Regions from separate parts of the Homo sapiens genome. Here all the other regions are linked to region 3. The links are chromatin contacts, found by Hi-C in ENCODE. All regions are on one chromosome and are shown on one strand. Each heading gives the region's core, a stretch centred on a gene start or an enhancer-like site at or near the end of the contact. The rest is flanking DNA. Distances are from core to core; before and after follow the strand shown. Region 1 holds the start of CDKN2AIP (CDKN2A interacting protein). Region 2 holds the start of TRAPPC11 (trafficking protein particle complex subunit 11). Region 3 holds the start of FRG1-DT (FRG1 divergent transcript). Region 4 holds the start of ING2-DT (ING2 divergent transcript).

Region 1 (4,727 bases), core at 1,989-4,488, 6.5 Mb after region 3:
GGCAACATTTTTAAAACCTTAAGCTTTACAGACTTTCAAACATTCAAATACTGTGGTCCCTTTCCTTTGATGTGGTTTATTCAGCTAGAAAAGAAAACATGGTAGACAACTTAATACATTTTCACCAAATTGAAAGTAGTACAAAAATTTTAGGACTCTACCGAACTACACATCGTACCTAATGTATCATTAAAAATAGAAGACAGTATTTTCTTCAGCAAATAAAACAGCATACTAATATGCTGCTAATGCATACCTTTTAATGTGTACTGTCATTCATAAATTATTTACAACTGCTACTGTGTGAAGAGAACTAGAATGTAAATTTTCTGCAAAACTGGAAAAAAAGCAATACAAAATTTGTGAAAGCCTGTGTTTTATACTATACAAAAGTCAGTTTTTCTCTTCAAATACCAGATATTGTATGCAGTGATATTTTGGACACATTATAGTAATTCTTGAGGATGTTTTAGTGCTGGAGGTAAGTTTACAGGCCTCGATTCTTCATCAAGGAGTACTAGATCTTCTATTTCACTGCCTCTGTATTTCCTTTTACATATTTTTACCACCACCTTTTTCTTGAGAAATAACTTCAATGCTTCTCTTGATGCAACTGCTTTTGCATTTTCTTTGCTTTTTCCACAGCCAGTGCCCAAATACACAGACTTGCACCTCAATTCACAAACAATACTTTCTTGAGAGCTCTTATTTTGAGGCAGATCTGCCAATTCTTTTAGTGGGACAAAAAATACATCCAGTGTTGCTTTCAGAGCCTCAATAGCTGCATTTAGGAGCTCTCCATGATTCACATTGGGACTAAAGCCACCAACAGCTACCAACTTCCATGCCACCGTTTTATATAGTCTATTGAAAAAAGGTTGCTTCTGTTTCACATCTTCATTGGTTAACTTGCAAGAGAATTTGACAGAACTCTCACTTGACTGTGAAGTACTTTTAGAAGGCAACTGTGAGGTGCTAGTCTGAGAACTACTCTTAGAAGCCAACTGGGACACACTTGCTAAGGAAGTGCTTTTGGAAACCAGAGATCCACTGGTCTGGGAGCTGCTCTTGGAAGCTAGTAGTGATGCAGCTACCTGGGAAGTGCTCTTGGAAGTTAGCAGCGATGTATTTGTTGAAGAGCTGCTCTTGGGAGTCAGTAAGGATGTGCCTGATGAGGAACTGTTTTTAGCAACTGATGATGAAACACTTGCCTCTGAACTAGTTTTGGAAGTTAACCCACTTGAAGCTGTCTCTGAACTAGGTTTGGAAGACAATAGTGGCAATTCTACCTCTGAGCTTCCTGAGGAGCCCAACAAGGGCACCTCGATCTCTGAGCTGCTTTGAGAAGCTGAGGCTGAAGAGCCTTCCAAAGCACTCTTTTTAGGTGATCCACTTTGTTGTCTAGAATCAGTGGATTGGGTCATGTGACTATTCACACTGGATTTCAGCAAGGAAACAAATGATGCAGAACCGTGTTTATCTGGAGCTTCTGCTTCAGAAGCTTTCCCAGATCCTGCCGTTGTTACCTGAGAGGAAACGCTGCTGCTGCTTTGGCTGGAAACAGATCGATCTCCATCACTTGTAGAGCTATTCTGACTGGAGATGCCAGAGCTCCGAGCTGAGTTCCCACTCTCTGATTTGATGGCCGACCCTATACACGTTGAACTGTTTTCCTGCTGAGCTGATGCACGTTCTGTCTTGGCAGAGGTTTTTGCGTGATCTTGCTCAACTGCAGAACTGTTTTTTCCTTCTATAACTCGTTTTTTGGATGGCTCTTCTACCCCTTCTAAAAAGAAGAAAAACATAGATATGTGACTAAGAATACCTCGTACAAAACGGGTGATGAGACAAATACACATTAAAATAAAGGCACAAAGTGAAAACATTTCAAGACTAATCGTTTCTTTAAAAAGTGTGGAGTCATTAATTTCTTAAAACAGTGTTGAATAACATCATGAATGTCTAATATTAAAAAAATAACAGCATCAGACAACAGTGGACACTTCAAAATCTAAAGCAGTCAAAGCAAACTATCAAATTCAAAGCCTAAAGACACAGATATATACTTTAGGTTTAACATTCCAACTTTATTACTTATTAATAACATAAAAATTCTGGCTTGTTAAAAAAATTAGTAACAATAATTCCTAATTATATCAAACTTATGCTCTAAACTCCTATGTATGTTCACATCTATGATCTGCTAACCATTGCTACTCGATATCCCTCTTTTCTTCACCTTGGCAACCAGTTCATCTCTTGTTGTATAGGTTGGAGCATCTGTCACTTTGATGCCTTCAGCCATACTAAGTATTTTATCCATAACTTTTTGAGGGTATCTGAAAAAGAAGGAAAAGTCATTTTTAAAAAGTGTTTTTTCTAAGGTCCTACTTGTGCAAAAAACAGGCCACAGGGACTGCATTTCCTGGCTGCAATCAAGAAAGTGAACCAACCGCCAAGAACTGTTTCCTGGAACCCCATAAACAAGTGCCCCAGGGTCTGGGAGGCAGGGCACCTCCTCACTAATCTTAAATCTCGCACCCGTCCCCAAGAGCGTTGTTCCCTAACACAAGCAACCCTACCAGCAGCTGCGCCCACACCACCGGGCACACAGACGTCCGGGAATCATGTCGGCTCCTCGCAGGGACGCCCTTCTCCCCCTTAGAGGGCAGCCGGGCCGGCGGATTCCCGCGCTTCACAACTTCCCCTCCCCGCCGAGGCCGGTCCCGCGGAGGGCGCCGGGCCCCGGTCTGCAGGTGGCACACAAAACGAGGCGTGCTGGTTAGGGACGCTGCCTCACTCACCGGCACCCGAGGAAGACGTGGTTCGCCCAGGCCATGGAAAAGGAGATGAGCTGCTGCAGCTGCCGGTTTCGGGTCCCGCTCTCGGCGTCGGCAGCTTCATCCGTGCTAGCGGAGGCAGCGCCGCCAGCGGGGGCCAGGTCCCCGGCGTTGCGAAGCAAAAAATCCCGGCGGTGGCGCCAGTGTTTGTCAGTCTCGCCGTCGCAGCGCAGCGCCTCCACCCAGGCTGCCACCCGCGGGTTCTGGCTCAGGTACTCCGACACCTCCTGCGCCATGTTGGGCCTGCAGGCCGCGAACACAGCTGCACCGGGAGACAGGCAGGACTAGCGGGGCGAGCGGCCCTGTCACTGCGGCCTGCACCCGCGGCCCTCCAGATAACGCCCCTCCGCAGGCCTAAAGACCAAACAACAGCGCCCAGAGCCGCCGAACCGCCCACTTCCGCCCACCGCCGGCTTCTTCCCTTTTATAACCTCGCCGCCGCCGCGCGCCCTCGCGTTCTTCCGGCGCGAGCCGGCGCTCCCAAGACGCTTTGCGGCGCCGGGGCCGCTGCGACGCTGCGTCCCCGTGAGGCCACGGAGGGCACCCCGGGGGTGAGGTGGGCGGGCGTCGGGCGTCTCCCGCCCCACGAGGGCGGACTGCAAGTCGAGCTGGCCTGGGACGACCGAGTCTCGGCGGAACCCCGGGCGTTCTGTCCTCGCTTTGTGACGCCGCGCGCTCCTGCCGTCCTCCTCCCCCGCCGGGTCAGCTGCGGCGCCGGGAGCAGAGGCGAGAGGGGCAGGGCCCGGGCAAGGGAGGCAGCCGGGCGCGGCGGCCAAAGTCCGCTAGGGGGGCGTCCCGGGGGACCTTGAGCCGCCCGCAGCCGCGGGGCCTGTGGTCTCCGCCCTGAGACGCCTGTGTGTGAGCGGGGCCAAAACAAACAAAAGCCGGCCTCCATGTTAGAGTGTTGGGAGCTGCGTCTCGCGCTGCTTTCAGTGTGCCCGAGCGAAGCGTTCCGAGGCCGTCGGGGTCTCCGCGCCTTCAGGAGGGCGGGAGTGCCAGTCCCCTTACATAGCAGCAGTAGACAGTAAGGTCACACGAGGACCTGGCTCCGTGTTGCCGTGAGGCTTGCAGCCTTCGAAGCTGGCCCTGGCCCCGCAGCGGTAGGGCTTGTTCCCGCAGTTTATTAGGTCTCTAGTTAATCCAGGCATTGCCTTCCTGTTCTGGTCAGTAGGAAAACAACACCCCGACAACGCTCTGTCTCTAGAATTTCCTAAAATCAACAGCTTTACCACCAACCGGCAGATGTCCGGAGGTGGAGTGGAAATGTACCTATTTATCTATAGGGCCCCAAACCTCTCTCCCTGTTAGAGCTGTTTTTTCCTTCTATATATTTTTTTCCACTTTACATTTCCCACAGTTACGTACTCTAACTGCTGGCTGGCTTATTGTTACGTTTCCCATTCCAGGTATACATGCACTGTAAGATAAATACGTTAAATGATATAAATTATGAAATTTTTCTTTCAATAAATGTAGACTTTGATGTAAAAATGCATGAATCAGAATAAGCAAGCAAAAAAAGGTCACTTTAGGTAAGATCAGATAAGGTTAACTGTGTAATTTATGTGCATGCTGGAACAAAATACAGCTATTGTATGAAAACAATATTGCCCATTTTCCTGCCATACCAAAAGAAACTACATAAAAACGGAGGCACAAAGAAATTTTGAAGCTTTGTGATTTTGCTTCTAGTTTGCTGTTCTTTCCTCCTTTTCACAGATAATTGCTGAAAATCTAGAGGGGGTGGACGGATTGCAGAAATCTGGCTATTTAAAAGGTGGAGAAATTACGATTTCTCCTTTCATGAATTCTTTGGCAAGGGGACCATGGCAAGTAAAAGAAGCTATGATCGCATACCTAGATTATATATGTGCATTTTAAATCAAG
Region 2 (4,423 bases), core at 1,596-4,095, 6.3 Mb after region 3:
GATTGCCAGCCTTGGCCTCCCAAATGAGGTTCTTTTAAAAGATAATCTATACCAGCATATTACAGAGAATTCAGGTAAGGCACAAGTGGCTCATGCCTATAATCCCAGCACTTTTGGAGGACAAGGCCAGAGGATTGTTGAGGCCAGGAGTTCAAGACTGGCCTGGGAAACATAGTGAGATCCTGTCTCTAAAAGAAATAAAAAAGAAAATAGCCGGGCATGGTGGTGCTCACTTGTAGTCCCAGCCACTTGGGAGGCTGAGATGGGAGGATCACTTGAGTCTAGGTGTTTAAAGTTACAGTGAACTATGATTGTGCCACTGCACTCCAGCCTGGGTGACAGAGCAAGATTGTGCCACAAAAAAAAAAAAAAAAAAAAAAGTTATTCCAAACAAAATTATCACTACATTTTAAATATAATCTTATTTGAAAAAGAATGTGTCATGAGGCTCTTTTAAAAGGTAATCTGGCCGGGCGCGGTGGCTCACGCCTGTAATCCCAGCACTTTGGGAGGCCGAGGCGGGCGGATCACAAGGTCAGGAGATCGAGACCATCCTGGCTAACATGGTGAAACCCCGTCTCTACTAAAAACACAAAAAATTAGCCGAGTATGGTGGTGGGCGCCTGTAGTCCCAGCTACTCGGGAGGCTGAGGCAGGAGAATGGCGTGAACCCGGGAGGCGGAGCTTGCAGTGAGCGGAGATCGCGCCACTGCACTCCAGCCTGGGCGACAGAGCGAGGAGACTCCGTCTCAAAAAAAAAAAAAAAAAAAAAAAAAGGTAATCTACACCAGTATACCAGTATATTATGGAGAAGTCTAACACAATCTTTGTGAAAAGTGAGGCACACTTAGGCTAATACCTAATCCCCAAAACATGGAATATTTTCAACTGAAAGGTTAATTTAGGAAAGACTATTAGTCTTCTCATGTTTACATACTGAAAGAACAACAGGTATTCAATAAATGATTTGCAAAGCTTGCCAGAAATGTCTACAACAGATTGTTTTAGAATTGTTTAAATATTTTTAGGACAGGATTAAGTTATGAGGGCAAAGGATTGCATGTTCAGAGAAAGAAACAGTCTAGTTCTGGGTAATGTAGGAATGAAAATTAAAAAGGGGTGACCAGGCTGGGTACAGCGGCTCACGCCTGTAATCCCAGCACTTTGGGAGGCCAAGGCGGGCGATTCACGAGGTCAACGGTTCAAAACCAGCCTGGCCAATAGGGTGAAACCCCGTCTCTACTAAAAATACAAAAATTAGCCGGGCATGGTGATGCGTGCCTATAGTCCCAGCTACTCGGGAGGCTGAGGCAGGAGAATGGCTTGAACCCGGGAGGCGGAGATTTCAGTGAGCCGAGATCGCACCACTGCACTCCAGCCTGGGCAACAGAGCAAGACTCCGTCTCAACAACAACAACAAAAAACAAGTGACCAAAATACAATACGGGCCCCTTTGCTTAATATGAACGAGTCTAGACTAGAGGCCATTTCCTGTAATAACTCCAGAGGCCCAAAAGACATAGCTGTGGTCTTTAAATATGGAGTTGAAATAAGAGGAACTAAAAATGACTGTCATCCAATAGAAATACAAGTCACATAAATAAATTAAAAATTTCTAGCAGTCATATTAAAAAGTAAAACGTGGATGGAATTCATTTTAATATTCAATTTAACGCAGTACAGTATGTCCAAAATATTATCATACTGACAATAATATAAAAGTTATTAATGACATATTTTACCTTTTTTTGTACTGAGTCTTCAAAATCTGGTGTGTATTTCACACTCACAGCACATCTCAATTCAGACTAGCCTATTTCAAATGCCTGATGTAGCTACTGGCTACAGAACTGGACAGCAGAGATCTAAATTATGGGAAATGTGTCCCAAAATTGCTGCACGAAAATTGTATCAGAAAGTCTTGCCACATTCTCCTATGTCACCTGAAATGGTCGTGCTTATTCTGCAGCAAAGGAATTTGAATGAGAACCCCGATAACGCACAGGCGCAGATCGAATGGATTTCAATGACAGGCTGGAAGGAGAAATTTTCAGATATCCAATGGAGCAACCAACGAAACTATACACGAAAGGAGGCGCAGCTATAGAAGGTGAATAATGGATGGGAGATCAAGTAATGCAAGGGAAGTAAACTGGAAACTAGCGTGAAAGATAAGAAAGGTGACCCAATCAAATTGGCAACTAAAAAAACCCCAAAACCTAATGTGGTTACTTTTTTTTTCTTTTAACTAACTGGAAGTTCAGGGTGTTAGGACACAAGGCTGCTAAGAATGGGATTCAGAGATGTTCAACTACAAAACGAACAAAAGAGGAACGACAGTGTGGGGACGAAATGATGTTTCGATGTTAAAGATGAGAAGCAACAATCCAACGTAGGAGAAACACCGTCCCCATGGTCCCAGTATCTGTTCTGGTAGCTCCAGTGAGGAAAGGTAGAGAAATAACCTTGCAGTCCCTAAAGGCAGATATCTTCCTCCTCTTATTCCCCCGTCTTAAACCTGGGAGGCCCTAGAAACGGGTGCGTCTTTCCTCGGGTCTAAAAGAGAAGTGCCAGGATTGCACCCGTCGATGGGATTGCAAAACGCAGGCCCCCAAACCAGCATTGTTAAGAGCTAGCTCTCTTCCTCGGCGGTCCCGCCTGGCCCCGCGGGTCTCCGGGCCCGGACTCACCCAGGCCCCACGCCCCGGGCCCGCTGCAGCTGAGGCCGGTCGCCGCCAGCCGGGAGAAGACGAGGGGAGGCGGGGGGATGTCACAGAACGCCGTGGCCCGTCCCCACCGCCGCAGCCCCACAGCCAGTTCCAACAGGCGAGACTTCCCTGTACCCACCTCCCCCGGCACAGGAAGCACTTTCTGGGCCTGAGTGACCGCGCTCTACACCAATCGCTGTCCCGGAACTTTACGCCGCTCCTCCAAGCGTCAGGGAGACGCTGCACTTCCCAGGCCCCACCAGCCGCGGCTCCGGCTCGTAGCCCACAGCCCACTGCCGGCGGCTGGGCGCTGCCGAGGCTCGGGGCGCGCGCAGTTGGCGTCTGCCAGTGCCAAGACTGTGCCGCCCCCACAGCCGAGGCGCGAAAGGGGGACGCCCGGCCTCTGGGCCGCTGCCTTCGCTTTCTCTTCGTTGTTGCGAACGCCGTCCGCTCAGGAGGCGCCCCGCGACCGGCGCGATGAGTGCCAACGAGGACCAGGAGGTGAGCCCCCCGGCTCAGGGCCCTCTCCCAGCGCGGGCGCGGCGCGCAGCCCCGGGCCCCCGTGAGACCTGGTGCCCGGACAGCCTGCCCGGCACGTGCCCTGTGCCCTCGGAGCCGGCCGGGGTGCCCCGAGTTCACCGGCGTCCCACCCAAGCGCGCGTGAATGGCCAGGAGTCCGCCTCTGCCACTCTTCCCCCCTCATTTTTCATTTTTGCAAATCCGGGAGTCTCCCCTGGTTACTTAATAACAGGGATGAGCGTCCTTGGTGCACGATCCAGTGCTCTTGGCTCTCCTTGAATCCCATGTGTTCAGTGCCTGTTTACTGAGTTAGGCTGATCACCTTTAAATTTTAGTCTGGTCATCTTTAAATCTCTTGGCTAGTAGAGGGCTAATTGAGTTAGTTACATTTCTCATGGAAGAAAATGACACTGGTGGTGCATCTGAGTTTCTGTCCATATTGTTTGGGGAAATCTTTTACCCATCTGTCTGTTTTGAGCATTCATGTACCACCTGAATTTATGGTTTATGCTCAAATATTTCCTTGTGAGATGCCATTTTGACATTGAATCATATAATATTAGAGTTGGGGGGTGGGTGCTACGGGCCATCTGTAGGGGAACCTTCTAACTTTGATAGGTGGGTCGATGATAGCCGCAGGGCTGCACAGTAAGTACGTGGTAGAATCGGGACTAGAAACCAGGTCTTATTGGGTGGTAGATAAGTTCACTGTTAATTTAAAGTATAATGCTTGAAACTTACTACTTTTACATGATAAATGTAATAGAATCTCTGGATTGGAAGTTAACCTTTAAAGGACCCAAAGTCCAACAAGCTAGCTAGTTGATATCTGAATCTCTTCTAAAATATTCTTGCCGGGTGAATTTCTAAGTGAATGCGTTAATAGCTTCTTCTCCCTGCAAAGCAAAGAACATACAGTGTAATGTTTCTCAGAGTTGGACCATAGTCCCCTACCTTAGAACCATTTAGATGGTTGCTAGAAAACAGATGCGTGCACTCCACCCCAGACCTACTGAATCAGAATTTCTGTGGTGGGCCCAGGAATCTCCAGTTTAACAAGAAAATTTCATTCTTCTTTCAGATGACCGATGTTCTGATCTTTGAAGATAGTTTCCTGCCCAGTTTCTCAGACCTTCTCTGAGGAAGTGGTTCCTTTTAGCTTGTCTTCATATATCCATTCTTTGTTAATCTCTTCA
Region 3 (4,372 bases), core at 1,522-4,021:
ATGGTGCCTACTAAGTCAGAGAGTTATAATTTTTCTCTCCTGATAATGAAGTAAAGGCATCAGTAGCATCTACTGTGTTAAAGAATAAATGGAATTTATAACTGTAGGTAATATTTAAGCACTTTAAGACAAATATGAATACATCATAAATTTCTAACTAGGAAAACACTTTCAAGGAGATCTCAAGAAACATTAACTTTTTTCAGAATAGAGCACTGAAAACTGACTCACCAACAATATCAAGCTGGGTTTCTTCATCTTCTTCTCTTTTTCTTTTCTTATCTTTGCTCTTTTTCTTCTTACTACAGGACATAATTTATATAGACGAGTTTAGGTATATTGATTTGTACGATAAATATTGTAAGATTGAAACTTGAAAGTCTTTTAAGCTGTTTCATTTATAAATTATTGATTTAGGAAGACTTACATTGATATGCCCTCTTAAATACAGTACTGAGAAGTTGCTTCAGGCTTTGCACATATTACGTTAGAGTTCAAAGCAGATTGTAGAGCCACACTGCCAGATTTTAAATCCTGATTCTTTCACTTCTTAGCTCCGTGATTTTTGGAAAAGGTACTGAATCTCTCTGAGTCAGTTTCCCCACTTAAAAAATTAGGATAGTAACTTAACCTAACTCTTAAGGCTATTGTGAGGATTAAGAGGTAATATGTACCTTCACACATTCCTGGTGGAAATGTAAAATGGTGCAGCATCTACAGGAAACAGTTTGGGGTTCCTCAAAAAGTTAAAGTTACCACATGACCCAGCAATTTTACTCCTAAGTATGTATACCCAAGGGAAATGAAAACATACACCCACAAAAATACTTACATAAGAATATTCACACTAGCATTAGTCACAATAGCCAAAAAGGGGAAACAACCCAAATGTTCATCAGTTGATGAATGGATGAACAAAATGATACATCCATACAATGGAATACTATGCAGCCATAAAAAGGAACAGGCGCTACAACAATGATGAACCTCAATAATGTTATAAGTGAAAGGAGCCAGATACAAAAGGCCACATGTTGCATGATTTCTTAGGAAATATTCAGAATAGGCGATTTCACATAGAGAGCGGATTAGTGGTTGCCAAGGACTAGGAGAGGGGGAGGATGGGATGTGACTGCTTTAATGGGTAGGGGGAGATTTCCTTCTGAGATGATGAAAATGCTGAGCAACTAGACAGTGGTGAACCTCTTGAATATATACTAAAAACCCCTGACTGTACAAAAGGGTGAATTTTATAATTATGAATTATATCTCAATAAAAAAATAAAAAACCAAGAGTGATTTGAAAAAAAGTTAATGTGCAAAGTGCCTACAACAATTTCTTGGCACATTGACAGTGCTATATGAGCATTAATTATGATTATTACGATGATCTTAAGACACCCGTGTCTGCATTTTCATTATAAAGTTTTCAGAAGATAACTCTCCTCTCCTCCCAGGAAATTCACAGAGTAAAAATCTCACATTCATTCAGGATAAACCTGCCATTTATTCTGGCATCTTCATGAGGCCAGACTCCTCGAGAGGGTTCTCAAGGCCAGTGGCTTCAACTCACTCCTTGATACTTTCTATCTCGCCTAAAAATATCAAAACCTCTGTTTATCACGGAGACCAGGAGGAAATACTCGACATTTGTATGTACCTCGGGCAAATCTGCCAGTTAAAAAAGAAGCGGGGATATGAGTGCACAGGTATTTTTTCCTAAAAAGCTAATAAATTACCATTACGACCTCCTCCTCACATTTGGCTCAATTTATTTTCTGCATATATGTTCTCTCATTTAATCCTCACAGTCTTCTAAAAGTATAAAAAACGTCTGAAAGTATAAATGTGTAAACGGAGGTTCAGATATTTGATCTCTTAATGAGTAAATGGAAGTTCAGACATATTAACCAATTTGCCACAAATTACAAAACTAGTAAATGACAAGAGTGCAGGTTCGAGCCCATATCCCTAAAGCCCATATACACCTCAACCACTGTGTGATTCATCCTGGTTTCACTGTACATATTAGATTAGAAAAAATTAATAAGTTTTCTAGAAAGAAAAGAGACAATGGAGAAAATAATAATCCCTAATAAAGGAAATTATCATGAACTACGAGATCAGACTAATGCAGACCCCCCAGGCAGAGGCCTGGAGAGATGCCTCAGGGGACCCAAACTCGTGGGTACGGGGTCACGGGTCACCTGCCCGTCTATCCTGTTTCCAGGGTCGTCCGCGCGGGAGGCTGCCCCTCTCTGCACAGACGCCGGGAACCGCGGCCCGGCCTCCGTCCAGCCCGGACAGGGGCCAGGGCGAAGCCTGGGAGGCCACAAAGCCGGCTCTCCGCGCCACGGCTTCCACCGGAGTTGCGGGGGTGGAGTGCGTCCGAAAAGAACGGAGGAGGCTCCCGCCCAAGCTGCAGGACCCACCTCTTCGTCTTGGTTCCCTTGAGCACGAGCTTGGTAGACTTCACGTAGGAGTACTCGGCCATGGCTCCGGGAAACTTCTGCGCGGAGAGGCTGAGGCCGGTTCTGGACGAGTATGTGAGTCGGGGCAGCACAGGGGCGCGGAGAAACAGAAGCGGACGCGAAATAAACACTCCCTGACAGCCTACGTCTCTGTAGAACCCGCCTCCGTCTTCACCCAAACGCTGAATGGCTCAGAGTTCCACTTCCGGGTTTCTGCCGGGGAGCTACGGCGGCCGCAGAGGGCCAAAAGGCATCCGCGCGCAGCTGCTCCCTGGCGCCCTCTCAAGGAGCCCCTGAGGATTCGCGCCTCCCGGAAGGGAGAAAAGCCCGCCCGAGGCGCGGTGCTGACGGTGGCTGGGCTGCCGGGTGCGCTGTGGAACCGCCTCCTGCTAGAGCAGCGGGCTGGCGACGGTCCTCGCCGGGGCGGGAAGCGGCTCAGGCTGCCCTCGCTGGCCTGCGGCGGCGCGGCTGGAAGCGCGGGCCACTCGTGCGTGGGTCACTCAGGACTGCGCCTCGCGCGACTGTGTGTGCAGGAAACAAGCAGGAAATACCCTAAAAGAGAATGAAGCGCCATGTTGAGGGTCGCGGACGTCGCGAGTGCTGTGGGAATGTGGGCTGAGGTGGAGAGTTATGGTAGCCCGTGTTACAGGCTCAGGGGTCTGAAAGAAGCCTAATCGTGGAGGCGGCATCTGAGGAGGGTCTTGAAGGCTGGGCAGGCATTTGCCCGACAGAGATGGAGGAAGCTAGTCCTGTCTGATGGAGGAAACAGGGCGGAGGCGTGGAGGGAGCCGTGCAGCGCTGGTGTGAGGAGCAGCGAGCAGGCCAGGCCTGTAAAGCAGAGTGAGGGAACCAGGATAGAGAAGGCAAGTCGGGGTCCTGTGGTCGCTGAAGAATTTGAATGAAATCAGTAAACAGGTGAGAGGGATCCATCGCAAGAGCATGGGATGAAAGGAGGAGTAGTCCACGGTGATTCCTCTGCAGCGGTGGGTGTTATTAATCGCGTATGTGACACCAAAACCACCCCACTCAAGCTGTGGCTCTTTCCCTAAAGTAGAAAACCGAGACCAGTTGGGTTCCAAGCATCCACGAAGATCTTATTAAATTCGTGATCCCTGGTGGCACCATGGAGTCAGGATTGGCTCATCTCAAACCTGACTCAGAAACAAAACCGTCACAATGTGCAGAGATGAGCGTCCTTACCGCTATCAACGTATTTTCTGGTGTTTTCACAGTGCTGCGCTTCCTAATCCCCATTCCATGGCAATCCACATGCCATGATGCCCGGAGTCATTAACAAAGGAGACACACAGGGGCTCCTCACGTTGGCTTTCCAGGGTTTTGATGAAAATCTGTTTCCTCGTCTCATACAATGTGGTTAGTAATAGTATCATTTAGGGTTGAAGAATTAAATGGTACGAGTTATATAGGGTGCTTATTATAACCTACATGGAAAATGCCTAGGATATGTTAGCTATGCTCATCACCAACATCGTTATATGATGGTAATAATCAGATAGTCAGGAAGCCTGACACCAAGAAAATGGATACATGCTCTGAAGGAATGAATGTGGAGAGATCAGAAGGTCAAGAACAAAGTCGTACAATATGTCTACAGTAAAGGGATAGAGAAAAGAAAGGCTATAAAAGAAGGAATGAAACAGAGTTAAATTATAGAAATCAAAGCTAAGGAGAATTTCCAGAAAGGGTAGTATCATTTAATATCATAGAAGTTTAGGAGCCCAAGATGGAAAAAAGGCCTCTGGGTAACTGACATTGAGGCAGTCTTTGGGGAAGCTCCATTTCCGATAGAGAAGTAGACTGAAAGTCAGCTTGAAGCAGGGACTAGGTGAAGAAGCTGTTGGCTGGTCGCATGGGGAAATAAATAAGGGATGGCATATGCC
Region 4 (4,591 bases), core at 42-2,541, 6.4 Mb after region 3:
CGCACTCCGGGGTGGGGGCGAGTGAGGTGGGGAAGCGCGCCCCGCAGACCAGCGGGAGCCCGGCCGCTCACTCCCTCCGACCCTTGCCCGGCTGCAGTCCCGGGCCGGGGCCGCAGGGTCTGCGGCACGGGGCGGGCCAGCGCCTGAACAAATGCTTGCTGCTTAAAATGGCTGATTCCCCTCAGCGGCAGCTGCAGCCGCTGGGTCTGCAGCGGGGGCTGACAAGCGGCCCCCACCCCCACTCTGGGGACCCCAGAGAAGTACTCGCCCACCGCGGGGCCACGGAGGGCCGCCAACCCGGTCTCCAGTCCTCCCAGTCCCGCTCGGCAGACCCTCGGTGCGCTCGGGGAGACTGTCACGGGAGAAAGGGAAGGTGGCACTCCCCCGGACAGGCTCCCCGCCACCGGCTCCCGAGGCCGGCAGCCCCGCGGCTCCTACCTTGATATTTGTTGTCCAGCTCTCGCAGCACAGACACGTTCCTCTGCATGTCGTGGGGCAGCGACTCCACGCACTCAAGGTAGTCCTGCACGTAGCAGGTGAGCAGCCGGCTCCGCTCCCCGGTCAGGAGCGCGGCCGACGAGTACAGTTGCTGCTGCTGCTGCCCTAACATCCTGCCGATCCGCGCCGTCGCCGCCGCCTCCGCATCCAGCAGCCGCACATGCACCGGCCGCGGCCGCCGCGGGCCCTCAGCTCAGCAGCCCGGCGCCGCGGGGACCCCGCAGCCGCTCGAGAGGGCACGGCCGCGCTCCCCGATCTCCACTCCCCCCAGAGCAGCCCTCACTCCCCGCCCCCGCAGCACCAGCCCAGGGGCGGGGCGAAACCGGGGCTCCCTCCTTTCTCCCCTCCCGCTCCAGGACCGGAGCAGTGGGGATCCCCTCGGCGGGGCCGGCGCCGGGGTCCCGGGCGCTGACACTTCCTGTCCCCCTCGGAGTCCCCAGATGCTACGAGTGCCGTCTCGCAGCCCGGATCCCCATGACAAGCCCGTCGCCGCCCGCCTGTCCCCAGTCACCCTCCGTGCCTCACGGAGAGCCTCCCGCTAGCCTGCCCCCGCCCCTCCGCCCGCGGCCGCCTCTGCGCCTGCGCAGCGCTCCCTGCGAATAAGGCCGGGGCCCGCCCCTACCGCCTACCGGAGGGTTCGCATTCTCCCGCCTTCGCTCCGCCGCCCGGGCGATTGGTCTGCCGGCTCTGGGCTAGCGGGGGAGGGTGTGGGGGGCGGCCAAACGGCAGGCCGCGCCCCGCCCCCCTTAAAGGGGAAGCCCGGGGAGCCAGTCTCTGCGCCTCGCGTCTGAATGGGACCCGGGAGGGGAGGCGGCTCGGTCCTTCGTGCCGTCCTCCCCGCTGGGAGGGGCAGCTCCAGCTCCGCTCGGCTCGCTCCGCCCGGCCACACCGGCTTTTTCCCCATCAGGCGGTCCGAGTGCGGCTCCTCGCGAGCCTGCAAAGGAGCAGCAGGCGGTTCCTTTTCGGACGACCTGGAGCGAGGCCTGCGGGACTGCGCGCCCCGGCGGGCGGCGTGCGGCTCCCGGCATGCGCGGCGGCTGCGTTCCCGCCGCCTCCGAGCTCGCCTGGGGCTGCCGCCCGCCTCCTGCCGGGCCCTCGGGCTCGCCCGGCACCGCGGGGCTTGATCAGGGAGGTAGGCGGTGCTCCCTCCGGCCCCCGGCGTCGTGTGCCCTGCGGGTTTCGTGGCCCTTCCCCTACGCTGGAATCTTCTGTGTCATTTAGGGGGAGGGGATGCGGGACGGCATCTGTTTGACAACGCATTGGTCCCACAGACAGCCTTTAAAAACAACTGCTTTTGGGGGGTGTCAGAACATTTAAGCACAGGACGTCGGTGAGGCTTCCTGGCGGAGTGGGGCACACGCCAGCTTTACGGGACTTTTTGCTCAGTCCTGCCCCAGGACTGCAATCGGAGGGGACCTGGGGCATGGAGGAGACGCGAGTGAAAACCTAGTCAGCGGGCGGGCCCTCGGCCCCATAATCTACGTGATCTCCTAGTGGGGTTTAATTTCGGTGTAGTGTAAATGAGATGTCAGGCAGAGGAGCTGATTTTAATTACAGATGGACATTTTTGAAAGAAATGGGTGCAAATAGAATGAATGCATGGATAATTTTAATGGAATGCCTATGTAAACAAGGCCAATTGTGAGTACTACCTTTGAGTTAAAATGTGAGTGAGTGGTGACAAATTTGGATCTTCTTAGATCCAGTTTGCAGCGTTGGTACACCTGAATGGTGACCTATTTAGAGCACTTTTGAAACAGCTGTTAATAGTAACTAGCCTTTGACTTGCAAAGAGAAATCTAGATCTTTATCTAGAGGAAATTTTAAATTTCAAACCAAAATAAAGCACTCCAGGCAATTTGACATCTTGGGACGTCAACTATTTCAAAGGACTGGGAAATTGTCTTGGGTTATTATCCTAGGACACTGAGGTTTGGGCCAGTATTAAGCAACCCAGACAGTACAGTGGATAGTATTTCTGAGAACATTCTGGGATTTTACTGTTCGTGAAATCTTTCGGCCGGGTCTTGTCAAAAAACCGCCACTGTGAAGAACTGAATTTTACTGGTTTTTACTTGAACCCTGCTATTTTTGTTTTCTCACAAGTTTGAATAAGCTGGTCTTTATCAAAGGCGCAAAATAATGTGGGGTGCCTTGTTACAGGTCAGACACCGAATGTACCTATGGATTTTATTCAGTCTGATAAGTGATCTGCAAGTAGATAAGAAATGTGTTTAGAAACTAGAAGGGGAAAAAGGCAAAGATGCAGAATACCTAGAGTACTCCAGAAACAGAGCAAGATGAGAGGAGGGATGAGCATGGGATAGGAGACATTTATAGCATTATTGTCACCTTTTATAATTCTGTTGAACAGGCTGGTAAAAAAGCAAAAACAATCCAAAGAATATTTTAGCTGGTACTGATCTAAAACTGTAAAACACTGTAATATGATAATATATGTATATGTATGAATTATTTTAGGCATGCTTTTCTTGCTATATTTATTTTAAGAGATTAATCTACGGCTTATTCTTGCCACCCCCAAAAAAAATCGCCACAAACCCTAAACCCAACTCTTGACCTTGGTTATTGAGCGCTGTCCTTCCCTTCTGAGTGGTCACTTAACTGGAAATATGGGGCCTCTTCAGATTGAATTTCTTGTCTTCTAAATGCAAAATTTAAAATCTCCCGTTCTCAGCAACTAGAAATTAATTTATGGTATTTAATCCTGTGAATAAAGCAAAAAGGCATTTTATTTGCTCTACAGTGTATTATCTACCATAAAGCAACCCTAAAAAAAAGATAAGTAACTGATCTCCCCAAATTAGTCTGGGATTACCTTGAATTTCTAAGTCTGACTTTAAGAGGTCCCTGGCAGGAAATGTGTACGCCTCCGTACCTGTCTCTTGGGGAGAGCAACAACTTCAAACTGGTTGAAAACAAACTGGCAAGTAATGGTGAAAGATTCCTAAAGATGCCTGCTGAGAAAATTCAGCTTCTGTTTGAGTCAGATCAAATAAATGAAATCCTTTTCTTTTTTCTACTTTTTAATATTTTTAAACTTTTATGGAAATTTTCAAAGGCAAAAGTAATACTACAATAAATCCTTATATACCGTCTACCCAGCTTCAACATTTAGCAACATATGGCTAAGATTATTTAATCTATAGCCCTTCACATTCCCTCACTCTTGCTGGATTTTTATCATTTTATCTGTAAATACTTTAAATATGAATAATATGAATAGGTAAAATATAATAGTTGTTTTTTGTTTGTTTGTTTTTGAGACTGAGACTTGCTTTTGTCGCCCAGGCTGGAGTGCAATGGGGCGATCTTGGCTCTTTGCAACCTCCGCCTCCCAGGTTCAAGCGATTCTCCTGCTTCAGCCTCCCAAGTAGCTGAGATTACAGGTATGTGTCACCATGCCCAGCTAATTTTTGTATTTTTAGTAGAGAGGGGGTTTCACCATGTTGGTTAAAGCTGGTGTGGAACTCCTGACCTCCAGAGATCCGCCCGCCTTGGCCTGCCAAAGTGCTGGGATTACAGACGTGAGCCACCATGCCTGGCCAAGATAACAGTTTTTTAAGCATATCCGTAATACCATGTATTCTGCCTCCCCAAATTTTCTTACTATCATTTAATAACTACACAATTCAAATTTTCCTATTGTCTCAGTAAATCTTTCACATTTGGTTTAACAGGATCCAGCAAATCCCATGCATTTTATTTGGTTACTGAGGTCTTTTCCAAACCAGTAAGAGGCAGTTAATTCCCTGTTTAATTCAGTGAAGCAGAGAGCAATGTTTTTCTGAGGAAGATATTTAAGTAGTTTAAAATCACTGCTTTAAATATGGAGAAATTCAAGAAGAAATCCTCATATGAAAAGTCACCAATTGATAGCGTGTTGTAAGAAATGTAATTGTACCTGATGCAAATAAATAAATCCTTAGTAATCTAGGAGGCTGTGTTAGAGTGTAATTTGTTCTAGAAGGTCCAGTGAAGCATCTTAAATTATAGTGAAAAACCCTAAAACTTTAAATCAATTCATTAGTACAAAAAGCAACTAAAGAAAAACCTAATAGTCCTGTAATCC

Evidence for each region. Hi-C counts contacts between places; a loop is a spot of excess contacts on that map. Pooled maps may share reads with other maps.
Region 1: a loop to region 3 is called in a map of ascending aorta, with 14 times the contacts of the local background. The contact joins the promoter of CDKN2AIP here to the promoter of FRG1-DT in region 3. A Hi-C loop is called at or near these places in 2 of 168 maps with a recorded cell type or tissue (ascending aorta and naive thymus-derived CD4-positive, alpha-beta T cell), 1 of 37 single-sample maps with no recorded cell type and 12 of 50 pooled maps.
Region 2: a loop to region 3 is called in a pooled map, with 30 times the contacts of the local background. The contact joins the promoter of TRAPPC11 here to the promoter of FRG1-DT in region 3. A Hi-C loop is called at or near these places in 2 of 37 single-sample maps with no recorded cell type and 8 of 50 pooled maps.
Region 4: a loop to region 3 is called in a map of naive thymus-derived CD4-positive, alpha-beta T cell, with 15 times the contacts of the local background. The contact joins the promoter of ING2-DT here to the promoter of FRG1-DT in region 3. A Hi-C loop is called at or near these places in 1 of 168 maps with a recorded cell type or tissue (naive thymus-derived CD4-positive, alpha-beta T cell), 3 of 37 single-sample maps with no recorded cell type and 10 of 50 pooled maps.

What each region holds. Positions count from the first base shown.
Region 1 is chr4:183,443,147-183,447,873 of GRCh38, reverse strand. It overlaps CDKN2AIP (CDKN2A interacting protein), which reads right to left and starts at 3,238. Exons shown (of 3, transcript NM_017632.4): 1 at 2,805-3,238; 2 at 2,209-2,339; 3 at 1-1,786. The coding sequence starts at 3,076. The coding sequence ends at 447. RefSeq lists an enhancer at 2,784-2,933 and a silencer at 3,214-3,763.
Region 2 is chr4:183,657,715-183,662,137 of GRCh38, reverse strand. TRAPPC11 (trafficking protein particle complex subunit 11) reads right to left here and starts at 2,845. Exons shown (of 30, transcript NM_021942.6): 1 at 2,691-2,845. It overlaps RWDD4 (RWD domain containing 4), which reads left to right and starts at 2,953. Exons shown (of 8, transcript NM_152682.4): 1 at 2,953-3,209. The coding sequence starts at 3,186. RefSeq lists silencers at 2,534-2,823, 3,194-3,403, 3,218-3,438 and enhancers at 2,170-2,957, 2,914-3,043, 2,958-3,746.
Region 3 is chr4:189,939,132-189,943,503 of GRCh38, reverse strand. FRG1-DT (FRG1 divergent transcript) reads left to right here and starts at 2,771. Exons shown (of 4, transcript NR_149039.1): 1 at 2,771-3,845. FRG1 (FSHD region gene 1) reads right to left here and starts at 2,632. Exons shown (of 9, transcript NM_004477.3): 1 at 2,433-2,632; 2 at 232-302. The coding sequence starts at 2,494. RefSeq lists an enhancer at 1,827-2,326.
Region 4 is chr4:183,501,215-183,505,805 of GRCh38, reverse strand. ING2-DT (ING2 divergent transcript) reads left to right here and starts at 1,291. Exons shown (of 3, transcript NR_033995.2): 1 at 1,291-1,630. ING2 (inhibitor of growth family member 2) reads right to left here and starts at 748. Exons shown (of 2, transcript NM_001564.4): 1 at 439-748. The coding sequence starts at 610. RefSeq lists silencers at 1-406, 627-1,666.